Linked DNA regions of Mus musculus: all the other regions are linked to region 3. The links are chromatin loops, found by intact Hi-C in ENCODE. Cell type or tissue: heart. All regions are shown on one strand.

The links. A loop is a pair of places that touch in the nucleus more often than their neighbours do. Peaks named below come from ENCODE experiments on the same cell type or tissue, not always from the same donor. Only the 100,000 strongest peaks of a DNase experiment are listed, where the experiment ranks them.
Region 1: a loop joins it to region 3, with 2.1 times the contacts of the local background. A loop is called at or near these places in 2 of 42 quality-filtered maps.
Region 2: a loop joins it to region 3, with 2.8 times the contacts of the local background. A loop is called at or near these places in 5 of 42 quality-filtered maps.
Region 4: it touches region 3 in a loop (2.1-fold over the local background); 5 of 42 quality-filtered maps call a loop at or near these places.
Region 5: it touches region 3 in a loop (2.0-fold over the local background); 2 of 42 quality-filtered maps call a loop at or near these places.
Region 6: it touches region 3 in a loop (2.2-fold over the local background); 2 of 42 quality-filtered maps call a loop at or near these places.
Region 7: it touches region 3 in a loop (10-fold over the local background); 2 of 42 quality-filtered maps call a loop at or near these places.

Annotation. Positions count from the first base shown.
Region 1 is chr15:34,889,999-34,893,998 of GRCm38, reverse strand. All of the region lies in intron 10 of Stk3 (serine/threonine kinase 3), which reads left to right. Among named protein-coding and RNA genes, the nearest start is that of Gm52204, 18 kb to the left of the region's middle. In heart, a CTCF peak has its summit at 2,386 (motif pointing right); a DNase peak (open chromatin) is centred at 3,188.
Region 2 is chr15:35,075,373-35,079,372 of GRCm38, reverse strand. All of the region lies in intron 4 of Stk3 (serine/threonine kinase 3), which reads left to right. Among named protein-coding and RNA genes, the nearest start is that of Stk3, 78 kb to the left of the region's middle. In heart, no CTCF peak of the experiment used is centred here; no DNase peak of the experiment used is centred here.
Region 3 is chr15:35,153,573-35,157,572 of GRCm38, reverse strand. Stk3 (serine/threonine kinase 3) reads left to right here and starts at 1,767. Exons shown (of 11, transcript NM_019635.2): 1 at 1,767-2,046. The coding sequence starts at 2,021. In heart, no CTCF peak of the experiment used is centred here; a DNase peak (open chromatin) is centred at 1,742; H3K4me3 peaks cover 2,131 bases; H3K27ac peaks cover 1,412 bases.
Region 4 is chr15:35,080,669-35,084,668 of GRCm38, reverse strand. All of the region lies in intron 4 of Stk3 (serine/threonine kinase 3), which reads left to right. Among named protein-coding and RNA genes, the nearest start is that of Stk3, 73 kb to the left of the region's middle. In heart, no CTCF peak of the experiment used is centred here; no DNase peak of the experiment used is centred here.
Region 5 is chr15:34,966,899-34,970,898 of GRCm38, reverse strand. The region is part of intron 8 of Stk3 (serine/threonine kinase 3); the gene reads left to right. Among named protein-coding and RNA genes, the nearest start is that of Gm52204, 59 kb to the right of the region's middle. In heart, a CTCF peak has its summit at 2,137 (motif pointing left); no DNase peak of the experiment used is centred here; H3K27ac peaks cover 478 bases.
Region 6 is chr15:34,972,596-34,976,595 of GRCm38, reverse strand. The region is part of intron 8 of Stk3 (serine/threonine kinase 3); the gene reads left to right. Among named protein-coding and RNA genes, the nearest start is that of Gm52204, 64 kb to the right of the region's middle. In heart, no CTCF peak of the experiment used is centred here; no DNase peak of the experiment used is centred here.
Region 7 is chr15:35,369,689-35,373,688 of GRCm38, reverse strand. It overlaps Vps13b (vacuolar protein sorting 13B), which reads right to left and starts at 2,571. Exons shown (of 62, transcript NM_177151.4): 1 at 1,912-2,571; 2 at 1,582-1,756. The coding sequence starts at 1,728. It overlaps LOC115488525 (a long non-coding RNA gene), which reads left to right. Exons shown (of 2, transcript XR_003951638.1): 1 at 1-994; 2 at 1,529-3,461. In heart, no CTCF peak of the experiment used is centred here; DNase peaks (open chromatin) are centred at 1,978 and 2,488; H3K4me3 peaks cover 1,962 bases; H3K27ac peaks cover 1,523 bases.

The DNA.
Region 1 (4,000 bases), 260 kb after region 3:
ACAGCGTTGTGGCAGTTGAAATTGTGGGTGGGATTGAAGGCAGATTGATTTGATTGACTGGTTGCTGGATTGATTGATTGATTGATTGATTGATTGTGATGCAGACTGAGAGAATGTACACTCCCATCTCAGTCTCCTGGGGCAGAATTCCAGGTGTCCATCACTCACGCCCAGCCCTATAGTTGTTTTTCTTAAAATTTTAAAAATTATTTTATTATTTTAAATGTACAATTTTTTTGCTTGCATGTGTATCTATGCACCACTTATGTTCAGTGCCTATAGAAGCCAGAAGAGGTCATGGGATCCCCTGGAACAGGATTTAGCTACAGTTGTGAGCAACCACGGGTTGCTGGAAAATAGACCCAAGTCCTCTGGAAGCTCAGCCAGCTCTCGACCCCCAAGACAGCTAGCTCTTCAGTCCCCGTTTTCTTGATATGTTTATTTTAAATGTGAGGTACTAAAAGTATTTCTTGCTGATGTAAAGGATAAAATAGAGAGCTAGATGGTACACAAGAAAAAAAATGTACTTCAGTTTTTGAAGAATAGCACACCAAGGCAGTTGTCAGGTAAGCAGGGAGGTTGCAGTCGTCTGCTAACGCCAGTGAGGCATGTGGCTGGGACACAGTGGGAAGTGACACTGCTTCATATTTAAAAGGAATTTGGAGCTTTGTGTTGCTATTTGAATTACGAGATATCTTCCTTTATTCCAGGCAATGGCTTATTTTCATGGTCCTTTTAGAAACATTCTTGTTCAGTCTTTTAAAAGGCTATTATGTCACCCTGTGCTCTCCTAGGAATTATAAAAAAATAATAAACTTTTGAAAGCACTTTACAAAATTAAAGAATTATAAAAATGCTAAGTGCTTTGTGTGGTCATTGATTTAATCTTATAATGTTTAGGCCATTTTGCCAACTCAATGTGGATTTTATAATATGTACTTGTTCTTACTCTGTTTTCTGTAAATTTTCACATTCTGATTTTATTATATCCTTATGTGTGTTTTTGCTAGTTTAGCAATAGTGATTAATTTTAAATTATTTATTGTAGTTAAGGCAAAAATAAAGTGAAACTGAATTTTCTAGCGTAAAATTCTGTGCATTTATTTAAAAAAAAAAAAAGTCACTCTTACTTTGTAGAGCAGAGCATAGAGAGCATAAAGGCACGCGGACTCATGCCTGTAATTCCTGCAGTCAGAGGTTCAGACAGGAGGATTGCTGAGTTCAAGAGCATGCCAGGCTATGCAGTAAAGCCCTGCTGCCTCCCCTCATGATGGCAGACCCAATCTAATCAAACATTTGAGGATATTGAATTATCTCTGGAAGTTACTTAATCATTCTAATCTTCATTAATAGTATCTGTAAAATAAGTATTTATAAACTTGTCATCTCCTCGCTGTGTGGTTCTGTGAGTAAACACTAGGATGTGAAGAAGCCATGGATTGATTCATTTTGTTTAGACTTAAGAGCCATTGACATTCTGAAGAAAAAAAAAACAAAAAACAAAAAAACAACTGAATCTAATTTACAGCCTTTGTGAAACCCTCTAATGGAAACATTCGCTATGGTGGAAACCGTGTATCTTTGTTATTAACCTTAACTATGTTCAGATTCTGGCTACCTTTCAATAACTACATGTCTTGAGAAGTTAACATTTTTAAAGATTATTTTATGTATAAAATACTTGTTCTGCCTGCATGTCTGTGTGTAAATCATATGTGTGCAGTGCCCATCAAGGCCACAAGAGGATGTGGGATCCTCTGGAACTGGAGTTGCAGGGGTTGTAATCTGTCCTATGGGTGCTAGAAATGGAACCTAGGGACCCTGGAAGAGCGGCCAGTGTCGGTTGCTGAGCCATCTCTCCAGCCTCCTGAATGTTCAAATAAACTCTGGTGTTTCTAAAACTGTAAACTTTCAAAAGTTATAGTATTTTACTGTTTCACAAAACTGTTGCCTTAGGTAAGATTACAGTGTCTGCTGGAGGCAAGCAGTTGATTCATGTAACTACTGCATTGTATAGACATATCCATAGTAACATGAATCCATATAAAAGAATATCTCCTGTAGAGCTAGCCTGAAAACATTAAATAGCCGAATGCCGTCCAGGTCTTTTCACTCACTCGGCTCCCCAGGGAGTGTCCAACACGTTCTGAGGGATACTTTCTCACTGAAGCCTTGAAACAGCTTATTAGTCCCTAGTTGCCAAACTTATCCATACATAGTTTACTGCCTTACACACAGCCCATCAATGCTATTGGTGATTCCTTTCTGGTCTAGACAAGAGTTTCAAAACACATAATGCTAAATTAAAAAAAAAAAAAAGGTGAAATTTAAAAATAGAAAAGCAGGTCTTCTCTCTTAAAGGTGGAAGATGTGCAGCACCAACTATGGGCAGCAGAGGGTGCTGGCTAGCCAAAGACATAATGTTCTCATGGAGGCCGAGTGAAACCTTGTCGTTGTGAGGGGGGCTTCAGTAAACAATTGCTCATGTCTGTGGAGCACAGTGGCTTCATGTTCTTCGGTTCCACAAACCATTAATCTGAAAGGGACCCGTCTTCCTAACTACTCAAGAGCCAGCGATCAGCTGGAGGTATCCATCCTTCACAAATGTGTGCACCTCCTGTGTTTGACCTCACCTCCACCCTGTTGAGGATTGCTCACTCAGAACTCACTCCATACAATTCAGGTAATGTTGGAGTGTTTAATTTTACTTCTTTCTACTGGCTTCCAGTAGTAACTTTCTTAATGAGACTTAAAAGCCTTTCGAAAAATAGTAGCAGGTTATTCACTCTGCTCTAAGCTAGCTAAGAAGCCCACTCCTTTAGGAGCCACTAAACAGTGTCTCATTTGAATGATCAGAGCAGAGATTTCCCAGGGAAAGAGAAAAATCCACTGCCATCATCCTGGCAGAGTCACGTGCCCTGTTTGGTATTGTTATAATTTAGAATGCAAAAAGATCAGTGAAAAACAGTTTGGGGTGACTGAAAAATTGGAAGGTAGTTAACAAAACCCACAGATGCCTTCATATTTAAGAGTGCTTCCTTTTTTGAGCAGCATAGCCTGGTGCAGCTGCTGACATGACAGCCATTGTGGACTGTGAGAAAGAGGACAGTCTGGCAGCAGGCTTTGTAGTGAGGATGATGAAATGAGGCAGTTAACACATCTGCAGGAAGAAAGCAATAGCCAGAGCCATGCCTGTCAGCACTGCAGCTGGGCTTCAGTGAGGTGCTGAGGATACAGAGACTGTGCTTGATGATGGTGGGCCTCGGGGCCTCTCACACATGACACACTCTGGCAAAAGAGAAGGAGCTGATAAAGTTTTCTCGTGTGAATGTCCCTAATAGAAAATGGGCCAGTGGAACTGAAAGAGAACACTGATAGCCAGAGAGGGCAGTGTGTGTGAACCGGCTTTAAGGAATATGATTCTGTTTAACAATAGTTTCTTAGCAAATTTAATTTTGTCTATTTTGGTTTTGTACCTCTTCTGAAATAAAAAAGGCAAGGAACATCTTTTTTACACTATTCTTGCTCACTGCTTCTGTTCATTCCAGGTGTTAGGCACGTAGGGCTTGGTCTGCTGTATCACTCGGGACTGGGGATCACATAGTGTTATCTGAGAATACAAAACAGTGCGTAGACGATTCCTTAAACAACAAAATATTCCAGCCACTTGTACATGGAAAGTTCCTCAGGAGCACGTTGACTTCTGTATTGCATAGCTGCGTTATTATTATTCCAGCAGAGATAACCCAACAGCATGGCTCTCATTTGCTTCCTAATTACAGATGCATTTCCCCTTAATCCTTATTAAAATGGACTTTTTAAAGAGTAAGCTGAAATTTCATCCTGTAAAATAAAATGTAAAGATTTACTAGTAAAACTACTTCATATTAATGTGTATTATTCAAACCAGAGCTCACATTCTGATCCCCAAGTTTCCACTCACGACCACAGTCTCCTGGCAGGGCAGTGTGTAGATGCAAAGTGAGATTCGATGCACTCT
Region 2 (4,000 bases), 78 kb after region 3:
TGTGACTTGGATTTTATTATACTGACTCCATTTGGGTTTTAATCTGTGTTCTTGGTGACTAGTATAGGAGCTCAGTCTAAAATAATGGTCTGATGTAACTTTTATTTAATAATGTAAAATCAAAAATTAAGATAATGTCATGCCCCTATTGTGGAAAGTGTTTACAATAATTTTTTTCTGTTTGTTTGTTTTTGATATGGGTTTTCTTCATATAACAGGCCTGGCTGTCCTGGAATTCACTTTGTAGACCAGGCTAGCCTTGAGCTCACCAAAATCCACATTCCTCTGTCTCCTGAATGCTGGGATTGAGTTTTACACTACCAACCCCAGCTTAAAATGATTATTTTTGGGGGAGGGGCGTAGGAACTTTTGGCAATTGCAATCAAAAGTAAAGCAGCTTTTGCTGTTGAAATGTGGCACACCAGCTTCTTTATGGAAGATGCCAGACAGAGACCTTTGCTTGTGCCCAACTCATGTATGTATGTACACAAGAATGGACTGGCAGACACTTAGTGACCCTTATACTTTTAGATATTTTATTTAAAAATATACTAAAATGTAATGTTACTGAGGTTGTTAGGATAAAAACCTAAGCTTGGCCACTTGCTCTCAGTAGACTGATTAAGACACAGCTAACAGTGAGAATCAGAGAGAGGAGGTGCCTTCACTGCAGATGCAGAGGAAGAGGAACAAAGAAAGAGGCTCAGGAACTTAAATATAGGCAAGATGTTTGCTTAACTAAGTAGAATTGGTCAAGGCGTGGTCTTCCCATGATCTGCCATTGTCTAGGCTCCTAGGCGCTCATGTCAGTTGTCAGCACTGTGTGAGATATCTTCTTGGGAGATAAGTCTCCTTTCTGGATAGAACCATCTTTCAGCCCTTTTCCTTTCCTAGCATTCCTGGGGTACAATGCTAATGCCTTGGCCTACATTGTCTCTGGTAGACAAAGGGAGGGGCACACATTTCCTTTCAGGATGTTGAGCTTTTTTTTTTTTTTAAAGCAAACATAATGTGGGAAGTCTGAGAAGTTGACACGAAAACTACTAAGTGTAAAGAATGCTTCCCTGTCTAGAATTGTACAAATTCACCATTTATTTCCATTTTGTATTCTGAAACTTCTAGCAAAATGATGAAAGACTCCTGAGTAACAGAGGTTGTTTATGTTAAAAACAACAAAAAACAAACAAACAACAACCAAACCCAACCCAACCAAACCCAAACCTCTTTTATTAAAATGTAGTAAAGAGGCAGAAACCACAGTATATCTTAGGTTCAAAGCTCATGACACATTCAGATATTCAGGATGCAAGTTTGGAAACATATGGACACCATCAGATGACACCGTTTCCACTGGACTAGGGTACGTGCTGCTGACCATGCAGCCAGGGTTTGATTTCTTTATGCTTTATGTGCAGATTCATAGACTTCTTTGGCTCACCATTTGGACTTCTTCATTCAGCTTTGTGAATTACATTGTTGCGTGGGTTTTCATTGTTCTATAACAGTCTCCTTTGGGAACATACCATTAACTTTATTCAAATATTCTTTTGATTGTCAACACTCAAGTGAGTTGTTAAAATAATACTCTGTCACACAGTCTAAAATCAAGCCCTGCTTATGTCTAGACGCTGAGGGGTTAGAAACTGTATTGTATTTGATTAGAGGATGATATGAAATGAAGAGGAACAGTGTGACTCGTAGAGGAGTGTGAGGAAGTTCTTACTGACTGGACAATAATGAAGATAGTTTCAGGGGTCTACCCACTCTACCTTTATTAGGTCGGCACCCAATGCAGGTAGACCATCAGTGTTTTAATTATATTGGAGGGGGAGAATATGCAAGTGCACATGTGCCAGTGGAGGCCAGAAATCTTTTGCATTGTCATGTTTTCTGCCACATTGAGTTACACATCTCTTACTCTCCCTCTTTTCCCTCCTACTCCTTCTGTGCTCTTCTTCCATAATTTCACAGTGAGTTATGCTACTCCACTTGGGGCCATGATCTAGAGTTTATAGAGAGCAGACACAAATGAGACTCTTATCTCTTATTTTCTGAGTGTGACTGCAAACCATTCATGTAGAAGGGTAGAAGAGCCATGGGCATAGATCAATGATCTCATTGCAAGCAGACAAAAGCAAAACCTTGCAGTGAATCACAGAGGTTTCTTCCTTGTACGACACAGTAATATCTGTTGTCATGGTTTGGATAAGCAGCCTTCTGGTCGATGAATTAATGACTCAGGCCTGTGGGTGGTGTTACAGAAGGTGGTGAGGTAGGGCCTTGAGGTCAATAGGTCGTTAGGCATTTTGAGCCCTTGTGGTCCTCGTTCTTCCTTTATGCCTGGCTTATGATGTCATCATTTTGTTGTCCTAGCACAGTCTCTTGGCTTGCTGCTGTTGGTCTTGGCCTGTACCTTTCTCATTCTGTGTTAAATTTCTCAGTTATTTTGTTCTAGGGCAGGAAGCCAACACATACACATTAGCACCCTTTTGCTTGTCCATGAGTCTGTCACTGGACCTTGAGCTTTGCATTCCTTCTAGTTATGCGAATAATGTTGTCATGAAAACAGCCAAGGATCTTGATTTCTGAGAAGTGGAATCCCTAGATTGAAAAAGTAACTTTAATTTTTTTTAGGAATTGCCATATTGTTTTCCAAAGCAGCCTTACTATTCTCCTTCCCTCTAATAGCACACAAAGGTTTCAATTTCTTCCATCGTTGTTAACATTTTTTACTTTGGACAATTAACAATAATCCTATAAAAATAAACTGAAGTTGCATCTCATTGTGGTGGCTCTCCTCTAGTCTTTTAATTTTCATAATTAGCATTTTGAAGATCTTTCATGTGATTAATAGCCATTGTATATCCTTTAAATTATTATCCTTTATTATTTCATGTACATGCATGTGCATACTTCACGGGGTTGTGATGTGTTGGTGACTGTGGCGCTCAGAATGCAGTTTGTGTAAGTTGGTTCTGTCTTACCTTGCTGAGGCTGTACCTCTTGTGTTTGCTGCACTGTGTACTCCAGACCTGCTGACCTGGAAACTTCTGGCTCATTCCTGGTCTCCCACCTCCCACCTCCCTGTAGGAATGCTAAGATCAGAAATGGATACTCCTGAATCTGCCTTTTTATTTGAATCGAGGTCAATCTCGGGATGTGAGACTTCCGTGTTCTGACCTTCCGAGCATCTCCTTAACTGACCTGCTGAGCATCTCCTTAACTGGAGTCTGTTTATCTTTAAGGAAGTACCTATTCTGGCCCTTTGTCTATTTCTAATTTTTTCTTTTGTTGTTGTCTTTTAGGAGTTTTCTGTAAAGTTTGGAAATTATTGTTTGATCACAAAAATACTTGCATTTTCCTATTTTGGGGACGGAGTTTAACTCTCTTAATACAGAGATTAAAAAAATATTGTATTTTCTTTTGCACTTGTGTCCTTTTAATTATATCCAGAAAAATCATTGCCAATTGCCAGCTTCCTCTGTCTCTCTTTTCTAATAGTTGTTTGCATTTAGTCTTACATTTAAATCTTTAATACATTTGGGTTAATATTTTGATACAGTGTTAGAAAAGATTCTTCTTTTCCCCATTAAATGGTTTTGATAACCTTGTTGGGATCATGTGACTAGCTAAACATGGGCTGTTTCTGGGATCAGCATTCTATTCCAGTCACCTGTATGCCCTTCCTTACGACAGTAAATAGTAAGACTTCAGATAAAAACTATAATCTTCTGTTTTGTTCAGACTGTTCTTTGTCACCCATGCTGGTCCAGGTGGGTTTGAAGGTCTGCCAACCCCACCTCAGCCCCTTAGTTGTGAGCTGACAGGTGGGAACCATCACCCAGTTTGGCTCCATTAAGTTTAAGATTATTTTCTTTGTTTCTCCATTAATGTCTCTGAGATTTTGCTTGAGATTACACTGAATCTGTAGATTGCTTTGTGTAGCATGGGCTTCTAGGCAGGAAGTGTGAATGTGGCAATCGGTACATTTCTGTTGCCA
Region 3 (4,000 bases):
TGGATGTGTCAGGCTGTTGCTTAGGTGACAAGCAGAGAGAGAGGATGCTATGGGTTGGCTCTCAGATGACTCACATTTAGGTTGGATGACTGCCTGAGAAGAAAATGTTCAGCACAGAGCACCAATCATAAGCATATGCCGCCAACACCACTGACTGCTGTGCTTGGCTGGACTGGGATGACTTCCTGGAGGATAAAGTTGCTAAGACAAGGAACCCATTGTAAAGGATGATAAACTGAGCCCATCTTAATGTTTGATAAATTGAAAAAAAATCATGAGATGAACTTCTCAAGATGCTTTCTGCTGAAACAGGAAAAAAATGAGGTTGATGTGGAAGTTAGGAGAATGCGAGGTGGGCAGGAGAGTTTCAGTGGTGATTCCCAGTACTGACATTTTAAAAGCTGGTACTGGGGTTCAATGGTTAAGAGCACTGACTTCTGTTCCAGAGGATGTGAGTTCAATTCCCAGCAACCACATGCGGCTCACAACCATTTGTAGTGGGATCTGATGCCGTCTTCTGGTATGTCTGAGGAAAATTACAGCATACTCATATATATAAAGGCTGGCATTACTGTGTGTGTGCATGATGAGGGTGTGGAAGTGTGTGCATGTGTGAGAGAGATGTGGCAAGGGTGTGTGTGTGTGTAAGCCAAGGACAACTTTGTAAAGTCTGTTCTCTCTTTACACTTGTAGACTCATCAGGATTGTGTGGCAAGTGCCTTTGCTTACAGAACCCCCTCATGGCCCAGTATTGACATTTTAATCACTTAGTTTTTGTTATTGTTCCTATTGTCCTGAGTAGATGAAATAGATATCAAGGTGTGTGTCTTATTTAGTTTCAGTTGATACTCATTTTGACTAATATTGACTTCATACACATGGCTCCAACCTCTAAGAAAACTTTGCCCAATTCGTTTTAAAGAATATTCTAGAAAAAAAAATAAGCAAACTCATTTGTATAGTTGTGAGAAGATGTGTGTGTGTATTTTATGGTTAAATAGTAGACAAATGAATGTGTAAGGGGTCAAGTTCAATGGGGGTTAGGGCTGTCGGGGTCGGGGACCCAAGAAAAAAAGAAAGATATTCCTTTAGTATCTTTTTCCAAGCACTATAACTAGTCATGGGCTTTCCATGTTACCCAACAGGGCATCCAGCAAGACTCTGGTGTTCTAAATTTGTGCACCAAGAGATCACTGCAGTAAATATTTTCTGTCATTGGACTGTAATTATTATGCTTGTATACAATCAAAATCAACCAGAATTTCCAGAAGTATCCCAACTACTATAGTTACAAATGCCAATTGGCTTGGGGGGCAGGGGAACGTAGCTAATAATAACTAATAATTATAAACAGGACAAGAGAGGGAAGTGAGGGCAGTTTTACTTCAAACAGATTTACAAGATGATTGGCATGTATTCTTGGGGAATCCTGAGAAATGAGTCAAATCTCTAGTGGACTAGCACCCCTCCACCAGCACAGTAGCTTTTGGGTTGCCAAAGTCTCACTCTGGTAGCAAGACATCTTCTTTCTGAGCTGGGCACTCCTTTTGGTGGCCTTTCTCCACTACTCTCACCAGCGCTTGGACCCGCCCACCCTTCCCGGGCTGCGCTCCGCCCACCCTCCCTAGCCCTGCTAAGGCCCGCCCGCCTTCCAGGGCGCATCCTGTTCACTATCCCTGGCTGAGCTAGGGCCCGCCCACTCTTCTGGACCGCGCTAGGTTCCGCCCACTTTCCCGGGACACGCTCCGCCCACCCTCCCTGTCCGCGCTCCGTCCCGCCCACCCTCGCTGCGCCGGCCTCTTCCCACCAGCTCGGAGCTGCAGGCCACGGCCGAGGGGCGGGGCGGGGCGGCCGGGAGGAACCGCGTTGAGGAGCGGGAGGGAGATCCGCCGCGGAGTTACGTGAAAGTTGGTTCGAGTTTCCCGGTGTGATCCCTTGCGTTCGGCCGGCTGCTCCCGGGCTCCTTTCCTCCCTACGGCCTTCACGGTCCATTCGGCCCTTCTTTCTGCCACCGGCCGCCATGGAGCAGCCGCCGGCGTCCAAGAGGTAACGACGGCGGGAGCGGGATGAGGACGGAAGCAGCGGCGCGGGGCGGGGGCTACTAGGCCCGGCCTGCCGCCGCGACCCTGTCCCCGCCTGCTCGGCGCTGAGCGCAGCCTGGTCCAGGCGCCCACCGTTCGGCTCCGTCCCTCTGCGAGGCCAGGGACCCAGAGGGGACGCCGAGTCTCCGTGCCGACGTCTTGAGGGCCTGGTGCGCCGCAAATTGAGTGGCCCTCGCTGGGTTCCCGGCCCTTCTGGTGGCTAGGAGGGTTTGAGTAGTAAATTCCAGAAACCTGGAGATAAGGACATCAATGCACGCTTCTCTTATTCTCTCTCTCTCTCTCTCTCTCTCTCTCTCTCACACTCTCTCTCTCTCTCTCTCTCTCTCTCTCTCTCTCGATCAAGTCTTCTTAATAATATAACCATTCACTTTGTGAAGACAGATCGCTTATTTACAGTTTAAGGAATTAAGTATATTAATAGCCACGCAGAATGTAAAACATTATGGATGTGCAGCAATGACAGGTGTTTCCCCCCTCCCCCCAAAGTTCTAAAGAATTTATGGATCCAAGATAGATGGAATGTTAACTTAGAACCTCTCCCCCATATAGTTTTGCACATAAAAACAGTGATACTTTGGTATGCTATATATTGTTTATGTTTAATCATGGACATATTGGATGCATCTGTGTACAATATGTTTGAACTAATCATTTCAATCATCTTAGGAAACTAAATGTCCATTGATAAACGTTCATAATGTCTTCTCCCTGTTCTCCATGAATGAATAAAATAATTGTTTGACGCTGGGTAAAACATTTAACCTCACTTTCATTTATAATTTACAAAACTGTCTAAGAGAGTGCTATAGTGAAGATTAAAGTCTTCATGTGCTCTAATATCTAGAGATATTTAGATGTAAGGTGTTAGACTCATGAGGTGGAATCGTTAAAAAGGTAGGCACTTTGAGAACCGTTGTGAATTGTGTGATTAGACATGTGAGCCTTGGTTTCTGGAAACCATCTGTTCAGATGCAAAAAAGGGGAGGATGTGGACAGTTTCCCAGAAGGGACAGGCTATCCTTCTGGGCCCTGGAAGCAAGTCAGTTGTTAGATTCTAGCATGTTATTGGTGTCTTTCCTCTGGTAGTCCCTGGATACTCGCCTTCCCCACAATAACAGAAGAAAACCTGAAACTTTTTTTTCTTTCTGTTTTGGAAGGGCAGTAAAGGGGAGATCTTTGAGACTATGGCATAGGCCAGCTGGAATGACTGAATTGAAATAAAAGATCTGTGCTGGTTGGCTGTACTGTAAATTATCAGTTTCATTATAGCTGTAAGAAAATGCCTGCACTTGACATTAGTGAACCTGGACAATCAGAAGTTGTGGGTGACAATTCCATCGTGACTTATACTTTACAAAGCCATGCTTGCACATAAAACTTTACATTTTAAATTTCCATTTCTTCAAAGACTCATTTTAATCTAGAAATGCAATTCTTTTAGTTCTTTTGTTTTTCCCCTCATATGTTGTGCAGTGTGGCTTGAGTGCCTGGGTTTAAGAGCTCCTTCTGCCTTTGACTCAGGAATAGTTGGGACTAGGATATAGTTCCTGTGCAGGAAGGGATTGTTTTTAAAATTCCATTTTGTTGATTTGGTATCCCTGCCCTCCACCTCATGTGTGTGTGTTTCTGTAAACCCAGGCCATGACGTGTGTGTAAGTCAGCACAGCTTACAGGAGTTGTTTCTCTCCTTTCACTGAGTTCTGGGGCTTAAACTCAGGTGATCTGGCTTGGTGGCCGGTGTCTTTATCTAGTGCGTTATCTTGGTGTCCCAACAAGAAGACATTTGCAATAAGCAAAAGATACAGACTGCTAATCTTTTATATCTTAGTATCTCAGTGTTTTATTTTATAGCATTTCCAAATTAATAGTGTTTATCCTCACAACAACTCTATGCAGTA
Region 4 (4,000 bases), 73 kb after region 3:
TCATTTGAAGTAAACATGTAGTTTGGCCAGAATAGACAAAGTGGCCAAAAAGAGACTTTAAAGAATCCTCATGCATCTTATAAAAGACAGTTTTATTATACTTTCACTAGCCCCAAATATTACATTCTTTTTGGTTAGAGGCAGAAAATTGGAGTCAGTTCAGAACTTTTATATTATTATAGATTCACAATAACCATTAGCATTTCTGGAGTTAGTTCTTTATACACACAAACCTCTTTTCTAGGGTCTTCTCCTCGCTTTCATGCTAGCTTCTAGGTACTATGTCAGTTTGAACTGTTGGTCTGTAACTGTAAGTTATAGAGAACCACTTCATTCATTCATTCATTCATTCAAAGGCAGAGTCTACTACAGAGACCTGGCTGGCCTAGAGCTCGTAATCTAGACTAGACTGATCTTGAACTGTGGGAGATCTACCTGTCACTGTCTCCTAAGTGCAAGTGCTAATTCTTTGTAAAATTAGTACTGTATGTGACTTGACTTAGGGTTGAAAGAATGAGTAGAGTTTGTTGTGATACCTCCATATTAATGTCAGCTTTGCCCAAGTCTTTGTCCACAGTTACAAGATGGCTGCCAACAGCCTGGCTTCTAGCTGTCAGTTAGAGATCCAGTGGTAAAGAATGATGGTCCTGCCCCTCAGTGCTTCAGAATGGGCAGTCACTGTGAGCATTTGGACTGTGATGTGGTAGCTGACTTACCTTGTGGCTATGATGGACTGCAGATGGCAAAGTGACTGCCTTATAAGGGGATCAGAATGTGTTAGTAGAAGCTCAGTGTGCTAGACTGGCCAAAAAGAACTTTTTTTTTTTTTTTTTTTTTTTTGCATAGTTTCAAAACAAAACGTTCCCTAAAATACACTAAGAATTAAAAAAATTTTAAAAGCCCCTCAAAAATAGCTTCCATAATGAAAGCTAAATTTTGATAGAAGTGCCTGGTGACGCTGATTGTCAAAGAGGTTGCGCTCCTAACTTCTTCCCTTACAATAGAGGAAGGTTGATATTTCACAAAGAGCCAGTTGCTCCTATTCAGTAGTAAGTGAATTCTTCTGGAGAGTCTACTCATGGCATTAAAGTCCAGTGTTGTATTTGTGCTTCCCAGCCTCTCTGTTTATAGCAGTTTTCTTAATCAGAGGCACTGCAATGAGTTCATTTGTGTACTAGGGGTTGAGGAGAATGTTAGCTTTTCATCATGGTTCTAGAACACCAGAAGTTAAAGCAGGAAGGCTAATTTGGTACATGGAGTTCAGCTGGATCCCTTGCTTGCTTTGCTGTGACAAGGCAGAGGATCATAATAGGAGGCTGTGGGGAGCAAAGCTGCTCATCTCAAGGCTATAGTTGGATGGACAGACAGATGGATGAACGGAAGAGCAGGGCATCACATGTCCCTCCAAGTCCTGCCCCACAGCTGCCACACCATCTAATAGCCCATTCCACCATCAGTCTGTCCAGCCTACTGCTGGACAGACTGAGGATCTAGTGACCTCTAGGTAGTAACCCCAGCTGTGCACCAAGCCTTCAGTACAAGTCCTTTTGGGCATTTCATATTAAATCATGGTAGAGTGCGCGTTTTGTATAGAGAGTGATACCTTTCTTTTTATTTGTGTCCCCCTGGAGTCAAGATTGAGTTTTGGGTTTTGTAAGTCATAGCTTTAAAACAAATGGAAAATAATGACAACACACACAGAGTGTAATGGAATGATTATATATTTTCCATTCTCTTGGATAAAATTAGTTCCTGTTCTGGTTTTTGACCAATAAAATTAAAGCTCCAAAACTATTGTACATGTGTATTGCTTTGTTTGTTATTTTTAATGGTCATTGACTCCGTTCAGAGAAGTGGGACTTCTTGAGTCGTTAGGCATCATTTCTCCCAGTTCTCCCCTCCAGTGTCAGGAAACAAACCCACAGCCTTGTGCATGTTAGTCTCTGTTTTAGCTCCATCCCCAGTTGGTATGTTCAGTTTTCTAGATGTGTCTGAGGTGGTTTCATGAACTATTTTTATGGCTTGGGTATAACAGTTTCAGTTGTGGAAGCAGACAGATGGGCTTTAGTATTGACTCAACTGGTATATTTCTGCTTCTCAAGTTTTCCTAATTTTGCTAAAGGTGTTTACTGTTAATTGCACTATGGAACTCTCCCTCAGAATTTAAGCTGCTTTTACTGCAGCAACTTTTACTGTTACTATAAACTATTATTTCTTTTGGTTCTTGTACTCCAAAGAGCATTTGTTAGGATGTGAAACATCTGCCTTCCCATTTGTTATGTTTTCCCATGTGCTATATATTTCAGAAAAAGACAAAACTCAAAACACTAGTTGCTGATACTGAACTATACATGTATGTGCATGTGTGTGTGCGCACAGGTGTGTGTGTGCACGTATATGCACGTGGGTGTGTTACTGTTTTGTGTAGATTAGAAGATAATGACTGTCATTGGGGTATTTTCATACGTACACATAATGCACTTTAATCACATTATGTTTCTTTATTTAAAATGTTTGTTTTATGCGTCTGTGTGTATGCATGCCATGCTGTGGCAGTCAGAGGACAGCTTTGGGGAATCAGTTTTTCTTCCTCCATTATAATACCATGTGGGCTCAGAGGACTAGACTCAAAGCTCCAGGCCCAGTGGCCAGTGCCTTTACTCATGAGCCATCTTCCCAGCTCCTGGCATCTCTTTTTAATTTTCACTTTTTGGAATTAGAGGAAACATGCAGTAAATGTCTTTATGTCTTAGTTTGCCTGCTGTGATGACCTACAGTTCTATTGTTTTTGGTTTTTGTCTGCTTTTTGTAACCGACTTTTTTTTTCACCTTTATGGTACCACACTTTAAAACTTTTGATGCTGTGGATGGCACTTAGGCTGGTGGCTTTATATGTTTTTATGCCAGTCACCCTTGCATTCAATAGTATTTTTTCCTCTCCTTGGTCACTTGATAAACTTTGTCCACTCTTCAAGTGTCAGGTTAGTTATGTCAGCTGTGAAGCTTCCCTGGATGGGACAACAGTGTAGTGAGATCAATGCCAGAAGTCGGCCATTTGGAGCCAGTGCCATTCAAGGCCTCTTAAAGATTATATTATTGCATTCTGACCTGTTTGTTTAATGACATATGTGTTTGTGTATGGTGTGTAGTGAGTCGAGGTGATGTTCAGCCGTAAGCATATGGCGGTCAGAGGATAACTTGTCAGATGGTTCTTGCCTTCCACCACGGGTTCTGGGCATCAGACTCAGGCTTGTGCAACAAGGGGCTTTACCCATCTTGCTAGCTCTTGGTCAGTTTTAAAGATCTTATGCAAGGGGACTAGAATGTTGGCTAAAGCAGCTAAGAGCATTTGTTCTTGCAGAGGGCCTGAGCTCAGTTCTCAGTACACATGGCTGTTCACAACTCTCTATAATTTCACTTCCAGGGGATCCAATACTTTGACCTATGTTAACTCCTATACACATACATGCATTCACACACTCACACACACATACACACACATATATTTTTAAAAAGATCCTATGCAGAATCGTGTTGTGAGTAAAACTTAGTATGATAGTTTGTAATAAAATTTTAGATTTCACTACCACAATGACTTGTAGTATCCTTGTGAGCTAACAGTAATAAGTACATAAGTAATAAGTAATTGATACAGTGTTTCATATGGATCGATGATTAAATGAAGATGAGTTAACTTTGACTCATTTTTAGAAATGGAAATTCCTAGCTTTGTATAAAGTTAAAAACTTCACTTGCATTGGCTTTTACTGACTAAAAGCATTAAGGATTTCTGTTTATTTTAAAATCATTTATGCATTTGCCCTTGAGACAAGTTGGTGGGTGCATTTTTTATCAAAACCATATACATGGTGACATATTAAATGTATCATATTATTATACTAATCATATGACTCCAGAAACAAAAGTAACCAGAGGACTAAAGCCTATCAAAACCATCTTTTTGTTTTTGTACAATGAAATTCTTTTTAAATTTGCCAGG
Region 5 (4,000 bases), 190 kb after region 3:
AAGCTGGGTCCTGTTTATACATCCAGTCTGTTAGGCTATGTCTTTTTATTGGGGAACTAAGTCCATTGATGTTAAGGAGTTATGATTGTTACTTCCTGTTATTTTTGACATTATTTCTATGTTCATGTGGCTATCTTCTTTTGGGTTTTTTAAATGAAGATTACTTTCTTGCTTTTTTTAGGGTGTAGCTTCCCTCCATGTGTTAGCTTTTTCCATCTATTATCCTTTGTAGGTCTGGATTTGTGGAAAGATATTGTGTAAATTTGGTTTTGTCATGGAATATCTTTGTTTCTCCATCTATGGTAATTGAGAGTTTTGATGGGTATAGCAGCCTGAGCTGGCATTTATGTTTTCTTAAGGTCTTTAAGACACCTATCTGTCCAGGATCTTCTAGCTTTCATAGTCTCTGGTGAGAAGTCTGGTGTAATTCTGATAGGTCTGCCTTTATATGTTACTCTACCTCTTTTCTTTACTGCTTTTAATATTTCTTCTTTGTTTTGTGCATTTGGTGTTTTGAGTATTATGTGATGAGGGGAATTTCTGTTTTGGTCCAATCTATTTGGAGTTCTGTAGGCTTCTTGTATGTTCATGGTCATCTTTTTCTTTAGGTTAGGGAAGTTTTTTCCTATAATTTTGTTGAAGATATTCACAGGCTCTTTAAGTTGGGAATCTTGGTCTTGCCTCTCTCCATCTGATTATCTCTGGTGTTAGCTGTTCTTGCTGTCTCTGACTGTGGCCTTTCCCTCCTGCAAGCTTGTGTGTCAGTACCCCTCAGAGACCAGTTCTTTCTGGGAGGACTTTGGGTATGGAGAGCTATGGCACAGGGTCAGCTCCTGGGTGCAGAACGAGACCAAAAGGATGCTATCCCCAGTTGTTTTTTGGTTCCTGAGTCCTGATGGCTCTGGGAGGGTCTCTCTTGGCCAGGAATTTGAGCAGAAGTGGTGGTCTCATCTGTGCTCACAGGTGTGTCAGCACTCCTGGGAGACCAGCTCTTTCCCAATGGTGTTTGGGTATGGCACATGGTGGCATAGGATCAGCCTTGTCTCACTATAATTGTGTAATTTTAACTTTGTCAAGGACAGAGGATCTATATGTCTCAATGCACTGATACATATTTCTAACAATAACAACAACAATAATAATTTCATTTGCGTTTTACTCATTTAGAATAGCTCTATAAAATAATCATTACCACAGAATGTTCAACATTCCTCAGGAAAAGAATCTGAGTTCTATAAAACCTTCCAAAATTGGAATTTTGAGTATTGGCATATTCCGTAATGAAAAGTTTCATACCTGGGTTGGAGAAAGCATGTGAATACAAGTCTGAATGTAATGTTGTAAGGAGTTACATATAGATAAATTCCATGTTTAGATTTGAGTTTTCTAAAATACCAACTATCTAAGTAAATATTATAAACTCTAACAAAATCTGAAACACTCTGGTTGGAGCATCTTCTATAAGGAATTCTCATCCTGAGTCTTCATTTATGAACGTTGATATTTGAAATCTTTCTTCTGCAGTGGTTAAGTGAAATGTGAATATTTGGGTTGGAAGAATTATTTTTTTGTTACCCTAATTAATCTTTTTCCTAGAATTTAAGCTGCTTCTTTTGCACTTTATATTTCTGAAGTTGATTTGTTAAAATTATTTAATAGCAGCAACTTTAAATGTATGCAGGTAGTATTCTTCTATGAAGCATTATTAAATTTTTACAAAGGAATATCAAAAAGGAAATTTTTCATGACAGATTAGCTCTTAATATTTGTTCTAGGGACATAAGATATATCTTAATTCATATAAAATCCATTTAGAATACAATCATATGTATATTTACTATTAAACTATTTTTTTAGCTTTATCTATTATTTTTAAATTATTCTGAAAATTGCCAAATGCTGAAAACATCTATTTTCCTTGAGAAGTATAAAGTGTTTTTATAAAATATAATAGCTTTTATTAAATTATAATGGCATCACAGTCATGATAATAGTCCTAAATGTCTTGGTTAGAAGTTATAAATGACTACCCGTCTATTTCTGGTAAAGGTACTGAGTTAATGTAATACTAACCTTTTGTATGAGCCTATTGGGTAATGAAATTGTATTCTTTTTTTCTGTGGTGCCCTCTTGTGGACATTTTCTAAATTGCTTATAGCAATAGAATCGTCAAAACTATTATTCTAAAACATCTGATTTTGTAAGCTTCTTTTATATTTTACTAACCTTTTGACAGCTTTTTGGCTGTGAGAGAGAAAAGTAAAAGCCATAGTTAGGGTTACTTTTACCATTTAATTTATTCTGTTGTACATCAGCACCATGCATAGGGGATGGGAATAATCTCTTGTTTGGAAACTTTTAGTATAATGCCAAGAACTTGTACAATCTTGCATTATGAACCTCTGAAGTTCTGCCCACACGGCTTCTCACCATTACGCTTGTTTTACTGATGAACAAGTCTTTTATGACTTCTGAGGTTTCTGAAAGCTTTGATATAATTTTAAGACATGCCTGCTAACATGTAAAAAGTTTGGGATTCATCAAGTTTCTGTTTGTTAAAGACAGGTGTGTCAAAGGCAGCAGGTATATATGCTGCTGGGCTGGTGTGCTTGCATTGAAGTAGAAGGACCGCCTACTAATAACAGCGAGAAGAGGGTTCTTAGTGCATAGTTTCAGGTACCACAAGTCTTAATAATACTGAGTGACTGGATTTATACTGTTTTGTAAGCTATAGTGTTTGTTTGTTTGTTGTTTATATTGTTTTACAAGCTTAGACATAGAAAAAGTGCTTAAGAACTGCTCTTTGAAGGAGAATAGTCTCTGTTTTCTCAGTAGTAAGCACAGGTGCGCTGAACACCGAATTAGTGAGACCAGATTTAGCTGTCTGTTAGTGGCCCTGCTGTGCATGGAAGCAGCAGACAAGGCTCTGTGTAACATGAATGGCAATGCCGTCCTTTCTTTATGTTAAGTGGGATTCCCTGATTTGTTCCATAGCGTCACTTCAGTCTCCCCTTGCTCTGGGGCAGTAATTGGAGTGGTTCCTCAGTAACTGGGGATGTTTAAGCAAATTTATAGTAGTACCTTTTGAATTTTTGCCTCTTCTAGCTGAACTAATTTCATATTTTTGATAGGATGTTAGTATGTCATTATCAATGAATTCAATGAATCCATGAACTAGTTACTTTTCTGTTGTTACAGTAAAATACCATGACCTAAAAAGTGACTGTGAATGAAAGTTTACTGTGAGTCATGTTCTAGGAGATAGCATAGTGACGAGATAGGCAGGGCTGTGGCAACCAGGACAGTCAGCTGCAGCTCCCATGTCATCACTCAGGAAGCAGAGACAGTGAAATGGAAATGATAGATTTATCCTACCAAGGCTCTCTGTGTCAACGTTCCATAACCTCCCCCAAACAGTGCTTCTAGCTGTGAGCTAGTGGGGGCCACTTCCTATTCAAACCATCACAGTACCAGAATCAGTTGTCCAGATACGAGGGAGGGAAATACTCCACGACCTTTGACTGCTCCACCTCAAGGACCTTGCACTATACAGGCCATGGTGATGTCATCAGCTCTTTTACCACACAAAAAATTAGTTTTTGATTCTTTCACTGGGTGTTAAAGTTGCAAGATCCATCACATCACTTTTGCTTATAAATAACTAGTAATATCTATACTATTTTTCTTCAATTTATTCAGACCCACTGTGATCCTGCAGGTACACACACACACACACACTTTTTAGAGTCAGTTTGGTCTCTTTAGGTCCAACATGTTGAAGTTATTTTTGAATCATTAAATTTGTTCAAAAGATTTTCAGATTACTGGTTTTCCCCTCATGATTTCTTTCAAATTTGGCTTGTAAAATTTCTGCTAATACTTAACCTGCTTTTGCATGGGCGTTAATTACCCTGATGGCTGACTCTCAATTCTGACCTTATTCCAGCCTCTTTTCAATCTTTTTCTCCAACTTACCTTTAGTTTCCTAGCACTCTTTTAA
Region 6 (4,000 bases), 180 kb after region 3:
TTTTGCCTTATAGAAGCTTTGCAATTTTATGAGGTTCCATTTGTCCATTCTTGATCTTAGAGATAAGCCACTGGTGTTCTGTTCAGTTCTGTTTTCCCCTGTGCCTATGTGTTCAAGGTTCTTCCCCACTCTTTTCTTTGTTTCCGGGTATCTGGTTCTATATGAAGGTCCTTGATCCACTTGGAATTGAGCTTTGTACAGGGAGATAAGAATGAATCAATTTGTGTTCTTCTACATGCTGACCACCAGTTGAGCCAGCACCATTTGTTGAAAATGTTGTCTTTTTTCCACTGAATGGTTTTAGCTCCTGTGTCAAAGGTCAAGTGAGCATAGGTGTGTCTATTCCATTGATCTACCTGCCTATCACTGTACTAATACTATGCAGTTTTAATCACTTATTGCTCTGTAGTACAGCTTGAGATCAGGGGTGAAGAGTCCCCAAGAAGTTCTTTTATTGTTGAGAGTAGTTTTCTCAATCCTGGTTTTTTTCTTATTCCAAATGAATTTGAGAATAGTTCTTTCTAACTCTATGAAGAATTGATTTGGAATTTTAATGGGGATTGCATTGAATCTGTAGATTGCTTTTGACAAGGTGGCCATTTTTAATAATATTAATCTTGCCAATCCATGGGCGTGAGAGACCTTTCCATCTTCTGAGGTCATCTTCGAATTCTTTCTTCAGAGACGTGAAGTTCTTATTGTATAGATCTTTGACATGCTTGGTTAGAGTCACACCAAGATATTTTATATTGTTTTTAACTATTGTGAAGGGTGTTGTTTCCCTAATTTCTTTCTCAGCCCATTTATCATTTTAGTATAGGAAAGGTACTGATTTGTTTGAGTTAATTTCATATCCAGCCACTTTGCTGAAGTTGTTTATCAGCTGTAGGAATACTCTGGTAGAACTTTTAGAGTCACTTAAGTATACCATCATGTCATCTACAAATAATGATATTTTCACTTCTTCCTTTCCAATTTGTATCCCCTTGATCTCCTTTTGTTGTCAAATTGCTTTGGCTAGAACTTCCAGTACTATATTGAATAGATAGAGAGATTGGAGGCAACCTTGACTAGTCCCTGATTTTAGTGGAAATGCTTCAAGCTTCTCTCCATTTAGTTTGATGTTGGCTACTGGTTTGCTGTATATTGCTTTTACTATGTTTAGGTATGGGCCTTGAATTCCTGATCTTTCCAAGTCTTTTAACATGAAGGGATGCTGAATTTTGTCAAATGCTTTTTCAGCATCTAGTGAAATGATCATGCAGTTTTTCTTTAACTTTGTTTATATAATGGATTGCCGTAATGGATTTTCGTATATTGAACCATCCCTGCATCCCTAGGATGAAGCTTACTTGATAGTGGTGAATGATCATTTTGTTGTGTTTTTGGATTCTGTTGGCAAGAATTTTATTGAATATTTTTGCATCAATGTTCATAAGGGAGATTGGTCTGAAGTTCTCTTTATTTGTTGGGTCTTTGTGTGGTTTAGGTATAAGCATAATTGTACCTTCATAGAACGAATTGGGTAGGGTACCTTCTGTTTCTATATTTTGGAATAGTTTGAAGAGTATTAGTATTAGGCCTTCTTTGAAGGTCTGATAGACTTCTGTGCTAAACCCTTGTGGTCCTGGGCTCTTTTTGGTTGGAAGACTTTTTTTTTTTCCTTGATTGAAAAAGTTGTGTTTTACTTTTCTTTTTTTTTTTAAATTGGGTATTTATTTCATTTACATTTCCAATGCTATCCCAAAAGTTCCCCACATGCTCCCCCACCCACCCACTCCCACTTCTTGGCCCTGTACTGAGGCACATAAAGTTTGCACCACCAATGGGCCTCTCTTTCCACTGATGGCCAACTAGGCCATCTTCTGATTCATATGCAGCTAGAGACACGAGCTCTGGGGGGGTATTGGTTAGTTCATATTGTTGTTCCACCTATAGGGTTGCAGATCCCTTTAGCTCCTTGGGTATTTTCTCTAGCTCCTCCATTGGGGGCCCTGTGATCCATCCAATAGCTGACTGTGAGCATCCACTTCTGTGTTTGCCAGGCACCGGCATAGTCTCACAAGAGACAGCTCTATCTGGGTCCTTTCAGCAAAATCTTGCTAGTGTATGCAATGGTGTCAGCGTTTGGATGCTGATTATGGGGTGGATCCCTGGATATGGCAGTCTCTAGATGGTCCATCCTTTCATCTCAGCTCCAAATTTTGTCTCTGTAACTCCTTCCATGGGTGTTTTGTTCCCAATTCTAAGAAGGGGCAAAGTGTCCACACTGGTTGGAAGACTTTTAATGACTGCTTTTACTTCTTTAGGGGTTATGTGACTGTTTAGATCGTTTATCTGATGTTGATTTAACTTTGGCACTTGGCATCTGTCTAGAGAATTGTCCACTTCATCCAGCTTTTCCAGTTTTGTTGAGTGTAGGCTTTTGTAGGTGGATGTGATGACTTTTTGAATTTCCTCAGTTTCTGTTGTTATGTCTACCTTTTCTTTTTTTTCTTAGACATTTTCTTCATTTACATTTCAAATGCTATACCAATGTCCCCTATACCCTCCCACCTGCCCTGCTCCCCAACCCACCCACCGCCCTTCTTGGCCCTGGCATTGCCCTGTACTGGGGCATATAATCTTCTCAAGACCAAGATCCGCTCCTCCAATTGATAGCTGACTAGGCCATCTTCTGCTACATATGCAGCTAGTGACACGAGCTCTGGGGGTACTGTTAGTTAATATTATTGTCCCTCCTCTAGAGTTGCAGACCCCTTTAGATCCTTGGGTACTTTCTCTAGCTCCTCCATTGGGGACCCTGTGTTCCATCCAATAGTTGACTATGAGCATCCACTTCTGTGTTTGCCAGACACTGGCATAGCCTCAAAGGAGACAGATATATCAGGGTCCTGTCAGCAAAATCTTGCTGGCATATGCAATAGTGTCTGTTTTTGGTGGCTGTTTATGAGATGGATCCCCGTGTGGGGCAGTCTCTGGATGGTCCTTCCTTCCCTCTCAGCTCTGAACTTTGTCTCTGTAACTCCTTCCATGGGTATTTTGTTCCCTGTTCTAAGAAGGAATGAAGTATTCATACTTTGGTCTTCTTTCTTTTTGAATTTCATGTTTTGCAAATTGTATCTTGGGTATTCTAAGTTTCTGGGCTAATATCCACTTATCATAGAGTGCATATCTAGTGACTTCTTTTGTGATTGTGTTACTTCAGTCAGGATGATATCCTCCAGATCCATCCATTTGCCTAAGAATTTCATAAATTTATTGCTTTTAATAGCTGAGTAGTACTCCGTTGTGTAGATGTACCACATTTTCTGTATCCATTTTTGTTGAGGGACATCTGGGTTCTTTCCAGCTTCTGCCTATTATAAATAAGGTTGCTATGAACATAGTGGAGCATGTGTCCTTATTACAAGTTGGATCATCTTCTGGATATATGCCCAGGAGAGGTATTGCTGAATCTTCAGGTAGTACTATGTCCAATTTTCTGAGAAACTACCAGACTGATTTCCAGAGGCCTTTTTGTCTTATCGACAGTGTCTTTTGCCTTACAGAAGCTTTGCAATTTTATGAGGTCCCATTTGTTGATTCTTGATCTTATAGCACAAGCCATTGCTGTTCTGTTTAGGAATTTTTCCTCTGTGCCCATATCTTCGAAGCTTTTCCCCACTTTCTCCTCTATTAATTTCAGTGTCTCTGGTTCTATGTGGACGTCTTTGATCAACTTAGACTTGAGCTTTTTACAAGGAGATAGGAATGGATCAATTCTCATTCTTCTACATGATAACTTCCAGCTTAGCCAGCACTATTTGTTGAAAATGCTGTCTTTTTTCCACTGGATGGTTTTAGCTCCCTTGTCAAAGATCAAGTGACCATAGGTGTGTGGTGTTAGTAAGGTTCTTATGTTTGCCTTTCGCCATGTGGAAATCTCTGGTGTTAGATGTTCTAGCTGTCTCTGGCTGGACCTTGTTCCTCCTGTGATTCTGTTAGCCTCTGTCAGGAC
Region 7 (4,000 bases), 220 kb before region 3:
GAGAAAAATTGGGAAATATTTAAAACCATAAGTAAGACTGTAAATTAATACACTCTGTTAAACTATTAACAATACATATTGAAATCAGACATGTGCCTACCTCCTAGATATACTTTAGGGAAACTAATGCTTATGTATATAAATATGCACACAAGAGATTGTTCATAGACACATTATGTTCATAGCCAGCAATATAAAGAAGTGAAAGTTCTACTGACAGAACAGATAAACTGTGACATCTTACAAAATGGAATACAAAAGCAACACAAAGAACAAGCTGCTGCTGACTCAGCACTATGGGTTCATCAAAACAGCAGCAGCAGCAGGAGGAGGAGGAGGAGGAGGAAGAGGAAAAGGAGGAGGAAGAAGAGGAAAAGGAAGAGGAGGAGGAGGGAGAAGAAAGCACCAGTAGCTGCTAGGCAGAAATCACTTCTATTTACCTGAAGCTCAATAGGTTAAAACCCAAACACCTCCTTCACGAAAATCTAACTGCTATGGCATGCGGCTCAGCAGCAGAAGGCCTGGCCAGCATGCAGGCAGTGCTAAGTCCAGTCCTTCATCTGAGTAACACAAAAGTGCAGAAATGAGACCAGCAGTGTCTTGGGAGTCTGGTGTGGTGGGCACACAGGTACATCTTGTAGGGTGCTAGAGACACCCCTGCCTTCATCATGATGGTGAATTCACAGGTATTTCCATACTTAAAGTTCAACAATCATACTTAGGATTTGTTCTCATTTTTAAAAACTAAAATGAAAATATCAAAGACATCCAATAACGTTTGCAGAAAATGGGGAAAGCTGGTTTTCTTAGTGCTTTGTCTGGATTATCCAATAACAAGAGTACGCCATGAAAAGTATTGATAACCATCCCCCCCATCAGCTCAAGCCTCTCCTACAAAGCAGCTGCTCTCTGGCTCTTGCGCTCCCGCAGATAATGTGTATACACATAGCTCAAGCATATGAGAAGTACTTGGCATATGTCATTGATAAATGTGGTAAGTGAATTATTGAGTATGTGAACTTTGAAGTCAGAGTTATTTGCATCAGATCATTCCAATGCCAAACCAAAAAAAAAAAAAAAAAAAAAAAAGAAAAAACCTTAAAAAGTGATTAGTAAAGATGTTTCCAGTTTTACCATCATTCTCAACCTGTGTCTAGTCAATCTGAGGATCCATGAGTGATGTCATTTCTCCTGGTAAAAGGAACAGAACTTTACATGTGCGTGCTCTTGCTGTTTTTCACACTCGCCCACTGACCCAAAAGAAGAACAAGCATGTAATGTTTCCCCGTTTCATATGACATTGTAAGAGTGTGCATATTTGGCAGTGCTTGAGAACTGAGTAAACAAGCTGAAATTTCTATCGGCTGAAAAAATGTTGGGGAATCCTAACAGAATAAGCCCTTACGAGGCAAAAAGCCTTGTATTTGTTTGTTTGTTTGTTTGTTTGTTTTCTATAAAATGAAGTCTCTAACTACACAGTAGGCAAAACACGCTAACAGGAAATTTATTATCATTCAAAACATACTAGACAGGCTATGTCTATCAAGACGAAGATGTTCCGATGGCAGCTGTACTGCTTACCTGTTCCAGAACGTCCAACTTTAACTCGAGTTTGCTGAGAACCACGTCCCCACCCCATAGTGAAAGCTGGAGATCTGAAGGTTTTAAGTTCTTGATATAGCGATTCACATAACTCATTAAAATTGGAGTTACGTACGACTCCAGCATCTTCAAATTTAAGCGTCGAAGTCAGATCCTGAAAAGGGTAAAGACGGAAATTTTGTAAGTAACTGAATCGACAGGCAGCAACTGGAAATGCACTTCTCAGGAAGCTTGGCAAGGCCGCTCTCCCGGATCGCCCGCCCGCCCTCCGGGTCCGGGCGCGAGCTCCCCGCTAACTGAGCGCCTCACCTGACGAGGAGTAGGCAGAGAGGCTGGAGGCGGCCGGCCCCCGGGCGTGGGAGGACAGCACGTCCTGCTTCACTCCTACCCTAGCGCAGCCCAGCCAGAGGCGGTCGACTCCCGGAACGCAGGCGGATCTCCGGCCATAGGACCGAGCTGGCGTCAGGCCCGCTGCTGCCGCCGCCGCCGCACCCGCTCCAAGGTAAACACGCCACAGAGCGGCGGCGTGCGCTCTTCCTCCGGGTACCTGGCGTCCGCCGCGGAAACGCCTCACGCGTTCCGCGCCACTTCCGGGTGTGCGGGCTTCGCCGTCCGTCAGGTTTCCGCGGTGGGGACAAGGACCCCGCGCGTCTGCCTGCCTGGGACGACTCCGGCTTGGCTAGGCCGGGATCCCCGCTGCCACCGCTCTGGGTTAGGAATTAACTCTACGAAGAGCTCGGTGCGGGATGCGGACCGGTAAAGTGGAAGCACCGGCGATCCGGAAGTGGCGCTGCAGGGACACGGCGATGGCCGGGACGTGACCCAATACTGCCCAAGAGGCTTAGTAGTCGGAGGCGGCAGGAACGCAGGGTGCCGTGGAGGCGGGAGAAGTAGCCTTCGTTCTTCAAGCCCAGAAAATTGAGAAACGGTTGTTTTCCGTGGCTACTGGAAGAACTGGAAAGAGGAACTGGGATTCGGTAGGGTGGAGGTCAAAGACAGGTGGGAGGAGCTAAGAAAGGCGGAAGATTTAAATTTACTGCTGAAGTTTTTTTGCAAGGCCGGGAAAGTGGACGTGGGTACACAGTTGAGATCAGGGGTGAACAGCTTAAAAGAGTGAGCTTAAACCATACTGTACATAATCTCGTTCTCAAAGCAGAGGTGAAATAGCCCCTAGTTAGTGTGCATAGGGTGCATGGAATGGAGAGGACTGGCCTACCGTCTAATATGGAGGTCCCCAAAAAGCTGAGAGAATGTGAAAATAAGAGTCCTGAGCCAAAAGTGAAATAAGTGGTAAGGACAGTGTGGATTATGTTACGATGAAATAGATGTATAGATGTTAGTAGTGGTAACTTGTGGGCTAACAGCAATAACTCAAACATCTACCTTAGAAGATAATAGACTGAGTGGATAGAAATAGCATGGGATATGCTGCCTTTTTTTTTTTTTTAAACCAGCCTCTCTTAATTTTAGGTAACTTTTGAAGAAAACATAGTGTCTTGAAAATAGTTTTCCTTTATAGGTTATTCAATGCCCACTCATAAAACTTTTGAAATTAAAAAAAAATACTATTTCTTGAGAGAATTGGAGATTGCTATAGAAAATGGTATTCGTGAGACTGCCAAAGTTCATTTTAATAGTGAAAATAATGAATTAGATTTCGCAGGCAGAAAAAACAGCAAGCAATTGCTAATTCACAGCAGCTGCTTCCTCAAAAGCCTTAATAAATGACCATGTAATGTGAATGTTATGAAAGCCTAATTAGCAAAATAAACATTTTTCTTGTTACCCAAAATACTTGAACAGCAACTAGGTTGAATCCATGGCTGAGAAGTTTTAATATTAAAATTCCCATAAATCTATACATGTGTGACAATCTAATAAAACACTATCAGGATGTTACTCAGATGCTTAAAATAATATATAGAGTGCTAAACATGAAGTTTTTCTTTTATATCCAGAAAAAAGGTGCCAAATCCCTAGCCTAAAAACATTATCTGGATACAATTTGTTTGTTTACTAAAAGTTAATCATTTTCAACCCATGAGTGTTGTTCTATAATCAAAGTAAGTTTAATTCATTTGTATTATTATTGTTTGTCAAATGAGTAGGCTTCTCCAAAGATCCTCTGTTCTCACATCTTTTTTAAGATTTATTTATTTATTATATGTAAGTACACTGTAGCTATCTTCAGACACCCCTGAAGAGGGCAGCAGGTCTCATTATGGATGGTTGTGAGCCACCATGTGGTTGCTGGGATTTGAACTCAGGACCTTCAGAAGAGCAGTCAATGCTCTTAACCACTGAGCCATCTCTCCAAACCTCTCACATCTTTTCTAAGGCAATATACATAAACACAATATATTTTTGAAGTCTCTTCTGAAAGACCATGAGGCAAATT